Linked DNA regions of Homo sapiens: region 1 is linked to region 2. The links are chromatin loops, found by intact Hi-C in ENCODE. Cell type or tissue: PC-3. All regions are shown on one strand. Region 1 overlaps PDE1C (phosphodiesterase 1C). Region 2 overlaps PDE1C (phosphodiesterase 1C).

The links. Hi-C counts contacts between places; a loop is a spot of excess contacts. Peaks named below come from ENCODE experiments on the same cell type or tissue, not always from the same donor. Only the 100,000 strongest peaks of a DNase experiment are listed, where the experiment ranks them.
Region 1: a loop joins it to region 2, with 2.2 times the contacts of the local background. A loop is called at or near these places in 1 of 110 quality-filtered maps.

What each region holds. Positions count from the first base shown.
Region 1 is chr7:32,032,487-32,036,486 of GRCh38, forward strand. All of the region lies in intron 2 of PDE1C (phosphodiesterase 1C), which reads right to left. Among named protein-coding and RNA genes, the nearest start is that of PDE1C, 36 kb to the right of the region's middle. In PC-3, CTCF peaks have their summits at 1,813 (motif pointing left) and 2,012; a DNase peak (open chromatin) is centred at 1,715; H3K27ac peaks cover 853 bases.
Region 2 is chr7:31,955,272-31,959,271 of GRCh38, forward strand. All of the region lies in intron 2 of PDE1C (phosphodiesterase 1C), which reads right to left. Among named protein-coding and RNA genes, the nearest start is that of PDE1C, 110 kb to the right of the region's middle. In PC-3, no CTCF peak of the experiment used is centred here; a DNase peak (open chromatin) is centred at 2,240; H3K27ac peaks cover 2,596 bases.

The DNA.
Region 1 (4,000 bases), 77 kb after region 2:
TGTGTGGAGACAGCCACTGACAGGAACACTGATTCCCAAAAGGCACATGTAAATACAAGATGAATGCAAAGAGAAAAGTGACTGGACTAGAGAGAAAATATCAGCTCTACCAAGAAGGAATCGTGATTCCTGCTTCTATTATTATAGATAAAAACCTACCATCTTATGGTCACATGCCGGGTCTTATGAAAATGAGGGCTGTGCACACAGACAGTGCCCTCTCCACACCTATGCACCAACCTGTGGAGCCTCCCTCCCCAAAGAATGGCCAAGAACCAGGGCATCAGTAACCGTTAGACATGCAGAATCTCAGGCCCCATCCCAGCTCTGCGGGATCAGAATCCACGTTTTAAAAACATCCCCAGATGATCACATTAAACTTTTTGAGAAGTGCTGTTTGTAAGGTTCCTGTGAGTAATGCAGCAGCAAAGCTCGGGTACACAAGGAAAGACTAACAAGTGAGCAGAGAGCTGGAGATGGGGAAAGACCAGACCATGAACTGGAGATCACAAGCTCTCTTACCAACACAATAATTCAGAAGGTGACTTCTCAAAACTAATCTTCAGCTGAGATCAGCTGACGGAGTAAGACCTTCCCAGGATGAAAGGAGGGCTGAATCCCCAGGCAGGGCAAGGCAGAAGGGAAGGGGCAGACTCTCTCTTGATGGCATCCTAGCAGAATCAATTGTTAGTTCCCAAAGCTGTCCTAGAGGCGTGATGCTCTGTGGTGCATTTGCTATCTCTTTGTGACTCATCCACAGATGAATGGGCTCAAAGAAAAGGGAGAAGCGAGCCATGAAATATAGTAAATTACAGCTTAATCTTCCTCACCCTGGAATTCATTCAGTAGTTTTAATGAACTTACAGTCTGGAAAGCATGTTGAAGAATGTATATGGAATATATTTCATGCCACTCTGAGCATCAAAGGAGCGCAATTCCCTTTGTTATTAAGGGGATAAATGTCCTTCCTTCAGTCAGTACCTTGGCAAAAAAACAAAAAACAAAAAAACCTGTTTTCCATTATTGCTGTTATCTACTGCAAAACTCTAAAGAATACAGATTTTCAAGAAGTGGTTCCCGAGCACAGTCAGCTTCCTGACCTTGTATCTTCACCCTGAACCACTGAGACAAATAGGGGACCCTGAACTGTCACCTTGAAACTCCACCAGGTTCTCTCTCTGTTGGCTACCTCCTTTGACTTGACCCACAGACCCAAGAGAGAAATTGTCATGGCTTGCTTCTAATTCAGGTTGGAGGAAAACCCAAAGACCCCTGGAAGGATATTGAGTTATCTCCAGAAAACAAAAACAGTACCCTGATTTATTAACGTACTTATATGCATTAATATATGTCCAGATTAGACCTGGACATTTAAATTCATCCCCAAAAGGATATAGCTTATGCTCTGATACTCTACTCCCACCAACCATTATCAGTAATTTTCAAATTATGGACTGCTCTCTATCAGTAGATAATAAAATCAGCTTACTGGGTTATAGCCAACAATTTTATGTTAATAAAATAGAATAGGAAAATTAGACTTAATCAGTGGTAGTAAGATGAGAGACTGTGTGTGTGTGTGTGTGTGTGTGTGTGTGTTTGCACGCATAATGTAAAGTGTATTTTTTTACTGTGTGTCACAGTCAAACCAGCATACAGCACCTGGATATCAACCCCTTACTGGAAAGAGCAGAGAGACAACATGAGCAAAGAACTGGAAAAACAGGTTTCCTTCATGAACTTCTAAAAGCAAAATGAGGAAGAAATTAAGCCCTCTTGTGGCCCAACAGATGGGCTGGAGCTTCTGGTTACCCTCTCCCCTACTCACATCCCCCACTCCCCCTACCCATTATGGCTCAATCAGAAGCCACATCCCATAAATCTCACAAGAATGAAGAAAAGCTGATTTGTGCTGCACAGATTTGTGCCTCGGACAAAGATGCCAATCTGGTGGATGGATTCCCCTTAGCAGTGAAAAAAGAGGCTGAGCGATTTGGAGATCCTATTCCTTGGCACAGTTTTCACTGAGGTCCCCATTCTCTACAAAAATTATTTTCCTTTTCTCCCCAAGGTGTGTTCATGGTAGCTCCCAGTCATGCTTGGCTTCAAATGCACAAAAAATCTAAACAGGAATTAACCAAACCTCCAAACAGTACTGATGTGAACTTTAATGTAAACACTAAGTCATAATCCCACCTTTGTCACTATATCCCAATACCTCCAAAGTTAAATACAGAGGCAAGGTAGCATAAGAGTTAAGAGATTGGGGCCAAAAGTCAAATTGACCTCAATTGAACCAAGCCCCATCATTTCCTGACCTTGGAAAGTTACTTATGATTATCTAAGACTCAGTTTTCTCACCCATAAAATGGAGGCAATAATATTATAGCACCTATCCCAGAGGAGTTAATAAAAATTAAATAAGTGTGTAAAGCATTTATCTCAGTGCCAAGGACATGATTATCATGCATCTTCAAGTAATATTATGGCTATTTTTATTATTACAATCATACTCTATTATTTAAAGGCAAAGTTTAGTTTCTCCTCAGCCTAGTGACAGAGCAGGAGCATTGCCCTCTTGGAAAAGCACCAACATTTTAAAGTTCCCCTTGATCAAAAGCCACCGAAATCCAACCCAAAGGACATCAGCCTAATGGCTAATGTCAGCATGACCATAAACTACAAATGACATCTCCAACCAGAAGCATTCCAACCCTAAGACAAACGCCTCCACAACCAGAGACATGCCTGCCCCAAGATAAACTCCCCTACAACCAGAGACATTCCAACCCCACAATAAACTTCTCCTCCACACAGAAACATTCCGAGCCTGTGATAAACTCTCTCACTCTGAACCCCTAAATACTCTTAGTCTGTAAGAGAGAGTGCTCCTGACCAAATTGGCCAGAAGCCCCTCTCAGGTTTATTCTCCAAAATAAACCTGTCTTTGACTATTGAGCTGCTTTTCACGTTTCTTTCCTCTTTCTTTAACTCTTACACCTAGCTTGTTTGTTTGGTTGTTGTTTGTTTTGCAATCAATACCAATGGTATAAATTTAAAAGGAAGAGAATAAAGAAATTATATTTTCTGATCAACGTTTGTTGTAAATGATTTATACAGTGATGGGTCCCAAACTAAATTTCCCAGGGAATTCCCTATTTCCTTGCGGGGGTAAAGAGCATCCGAATTATTTGCTCATTAAATGAGTTGCCAAAAGCCAGAAAATCTATGCATCTGAGAGTTTTCATCTCAAGAGACCCAGGAGCTCGAAATCCTAGCAGTATGAATCATCTCTGTCCAAGTGTATAGAGTCTATTAGCAGAGGGCAGCTCTTGCTTCTGATGGCAATGGATGCCAGCTGCTGCTGAGAAAACAGGAAAGGTAATCCCATGTTTCAGCTTTAACGTGCCTGGTCAATTGTGAAAACTGACTTGAAGGGAGAGAAATTTCATCTTGACCCCCTTGGATAATGAACAAGAAGGACAGCCTGGCCTGTGAAGGAAACACCAGAGTGGGGCAAGCTCAGAGAAAATTCAGCCAACATAGCAGTGGAATCATGCTCTTTAAGTGTCAGGCCAGCCTCACAGGTACCACACTTTTTCTAAACACAGGTTTCTCCATTCACAAATTGTTTACTTCAGAAATGACTTTTTCTCCTATAAATGGAATTCCTTTGTCTGAGAACCACATACGCAAGAAACAAGGATGAAGGAAGAGCCATCTAAACTACCAGGTCAGCTACATTCATTCATTCATTCACCTGCCCCAGCATATCCATCCTACGGGTTTACTAGGTAACAATAGGGGTATGGATGAGGCAACAGGGATGTACAGAGAAAGAAAGTGCTTAGAGTGAGTTGTATAGCTTAAATGCTCATATTAGAAAAGATGGAAGGTTTAAAATCAATGCCCTACGTTTCACCTTAAGAAGTTAGAAAATGAAGAGCAAATTAAACCCAAAGTAAGTAGAAGAAAGGAAATAATAAACAAAAAGCAGAGC
Region 2 (4,000 bases):
AATCACACTGATATCTACTATGCCCATTTCATTAAATCCTTCCCACTGAAGCAGGATGCCCATATATACCCAAAGTGTGTTTTCCTCTGCCTTATTCTGGCAGATAGGGAAATAAGGTTAAGGTTTTACCTTCATTGGTAAAGTTACCCTCAAATCAAAACAAAATGCTGAAACCATCAGTTAAATATGAGCTAATCTTATAAAGAACTTAAAAAGTTTAGTCTTCAGGAGGCAATTTCCAGAGAGTAGGTTCAATAATAGGAATTTCCTTGTGCCCAAAATGGGGTGGGGCAGTATAAAGTATACTGATTAATTGTCTTAAAATTTAAAAATTCCAACTCCTAGTAACTAGTTGCAGCACTCCAGGTTGAACATTTAACTCATGGAAGTACCTAGAGAATATTGCCAGGTCCAGATAGCATCCTACCCAACTATCTCATTTGAAACGTAAAAAAATTGAGGGTCCGGGAAATTAAATGATTTGCTCAGGTCACTGAAGGAATATACTGATTTACCATGTGGCTCCCACAAGAGTCCCGCCTGCCAGTGCTACGTCACTCTGGTATCCAAAGTTCACTGTCTAAGCTGCTCTTCTCTTCTGTCTGCACTGTCTTCCTTCAGAGGCAACACAGCTTATGCTTAAGAGTGTTAGGGACATGAAGCTCTGATTTGAGCTGAATGACCTGGAGGTTTTCGGTGACCCTCTCTGAAGTTCCATGTCCTCACAAGTAAAATGGGATTAACAACAGCACCTGAGTCAAAGGGCGATGGTGAGGACCAGCAGAGCTTCTGTCCTGGCACTTCATGTGGCCTCAGCAAGGGTCTACTTTTTCTCCCCGCTTTTTTTTTTGAGACAGAGTCGCCCAGGCTGGAGTGCAGTGGTGCGATCTCGGCTCACTGCAACTTCCGCCTCCCAGGTTCAAGTGATTCTCCTGCCTCAGCCTCCCAAGTAGCTGGGACTACAGGCGTGCACCACCACGCCCAGCTAATTTTCGTATTTTTAGTAGAGATGGGGTTTCACCATGTTGGCCAGGATGGTCTTGATCTCTTGACCTCGTGATCTGCCTGCCAGGGCCTCCCAAAGTGCTGGGATTACAGGTGTGAGCCACTGCACCCAGCCCCTTTTTCTCCCTTTATGGCATCCAGGCAGACAGTCTGTAACAGTGGGGCAAGCTCCTTCTGACTCATCTATTTCTTTGATCATTATTGTTCGTTTTGTTTTTTTTTTTAATGCTACAACTCAGATATATCTGGAAGCATTCCTAAGCAAACAGGCAGACGAGCCCTGTTCACAGTAAGAAAAAAGCCTTCTTTAGATAGGTTACACAGAAGCAAATTTCAGGACAGCCTGAAATTATCCATGTCTCCTGCAGCCACCAAGGGCAACAACAAAAACAAAAAAAAAACCAGAATGAGTCAATCAGCAAAAACTCAAATTAAAATCTAGCTCACTTGTTTTCCAAAAATAAAATACTCAACACAAACTAAAATTCCTAACTTTTACCACAACTGTAAGTCTTTCAAAGTATTCATAGACATAGAATTGAACACAAATTGGTTAAAATCATGGGCAGAGAAACAGGAGGACCAATTTATATTTGTACAGGTCTCAGCTACCTGTTTATAAATTGGGATGCTTCCGTATGCAGAAGAGATTTTTCATCTTGAGTATATAAATATTCTTCCTAATAAGGCTGCCTCATTTCTCTACAAAAAGACTATAATCTAAACATATGCAAACACCAGGGGTGAAATTGACTGACAATGAGCAATAAAAATAGGAAAATTCATTAATTACTCTTTTTAAAGAGGTAAAAATAATTGCTCTGTATTAAAACCACTGTGGTATTCAAACAGAAATTTAAAAATACATATGATTTCCTCCAGTCTTACATTTCATACTAGATAGCCAAGTCAATTAAACTGATATAAATGTAAAGAAGGTTTATGCAACCCCACGTTGACATTTCAAGCATAAGAATAATGCATCAGTTTTCCACTGGTTCCTCCTACTGTGGGCATTAGCCAGCTTGTAGCTATCAGGCACAAATATAAACCCTTTCGCTGTAACCCTGGCATCACCCAATTCCCTCATTCAACAGTTTCCATGTAGTCCTTGAAAACAGCTGCAGATGAGACCCCAGTAGAGTCTGGATTATCTATCACCTGTAGAGGATGGAACAAACCTCCTCACCCTCACTGATGCCTTGGGTTCTTACAGTCAAAATACACAGCAAGGGACAATAGGAAGTGACTCAGCATTTGAAAACTGTGTCATCACTGGCAAACTTAGTTTGCTTCTCTGTAGGATATAACAAGATAATTCTTTCTTTTTTTTATATATCAACAGTGTCATTTTTTAAAAATGGGAAACACTGGGCCATATTAGCACAGTTTTTGTGCAGCATTGCATACACTGGTGTTCTCTTCCTGAGTAGCTTAGCAGAAATGCATTTTCTCAGCAATTTCTTTCCAGATGTGGCGTTGGTATTGCTGGGTGGAATGGGGTCGGGAGGGTGTTAAAAGACAAGCAGGTAGAAAATATCATCTGTTGTGAAGCCACTAAGTAGCAACCAGGATCTGATTTGCTTTATATTTTTTAACAAGTTACCATCCAAAGGCTAAATGACCCTGAAAATCAACTGGGTTTTATTCAAAACACAGTTTCCAGCCACAAATCTCCAGTATGACACATATGGAATGTTGAATGTACCAGTGAGCAGTTGGTTTTCCACTCGCTAGGAGTTCTAAACCTTAAATATACTGAAGTGATTAAATGAAATGCTTCTTCTGGCTTAAAAATTATTTTACAGCTAACATTACATAAAAAATGTTTTTTCATCCAAACATCTGCAGAGTAAATTACCTTTCATTCATGCTAGTGCCAAGTTAAGTGACACAGACAGAAAGGTTTGACCTCAGTTTCCGCTTCCAAGCATGTGCCGTTTTCCAGGGCTCGTCAATTGACCCTAATGAGCCTCCAACCAACACCCATAATGGTCTTCTTTAAAGATTACAATCATATTTAGACATGTTTCTGCCTTTATAAACACTTGCTTCAAGCACAGAGGTGCATCTGACATTATGTGGTCAAAATATTCCTAAGCAACTCTCTGTAAACTGATTATTTTTGTAAATTGAGCAATTCAAATTGCAGTTGAGAGTACTCTATTTACAGACACTCTATGACTAATTCTTTTGCAAAGCTGCCTTTTGCAATCTGAATATCCAGCCTTGATTTATCTGTCTTGTAATTTCCAATCTTCACATATCAAGCATACCTAAAAACTGCCTACCACAGTGCCTGTCGAACAGTAGTCATTCAATAAATGTTCTGGTTTAATGATCTTGCTGCAGTTTCAGGAAATCTGCAAAATAATTTATTATATATCATAGTGCACCCAGACACAATTCAAAAAACTAGGTGCTATATACACATTTATTACTTTGGAATGATTTAGGCATATTAGATGACTTTCCAAGGAATTTTGGAATTCTAGAGAAGTCTCTGGATTGGTTAATCAGCAAAGAAATCTTCCCCTGGATCCCCCTCATATCCTGGAGCTCTGAAAGGATACTCTGAAGTGTATACTATACAGATAATTGTAAGGAATACATTTCCAGACCTTGACTTCTATACGTAGATTTTCTCAGAACTTTCTACAGCTTTCTACTTTCTAGAGCTGAGGCTTCCTGACACTTCTTCCTATCACCCCTTTCCCCAGTACAAAAATCTCAGGAGTGATGAATGAAAACCAACAGAAAATAAGAGTCCCCAAAGCCTAATCAAAGAGCCATAATCATCATCTCCCTCCATTTTATTATGAGATGTATTGCTAGTTTTATGATTTATATGTAATAATTGTTTACAAAAAAATATAATTCATTCACATAATTTTGGTCAATTTGTTTTTTGTTTTTTGTTTTGTTGTTTGTTTGTTTGTTTGTTTGTTTTTTGAGACACAGTCTCACTCTGTTGCCCAGGCTGGAATGCAGTGGC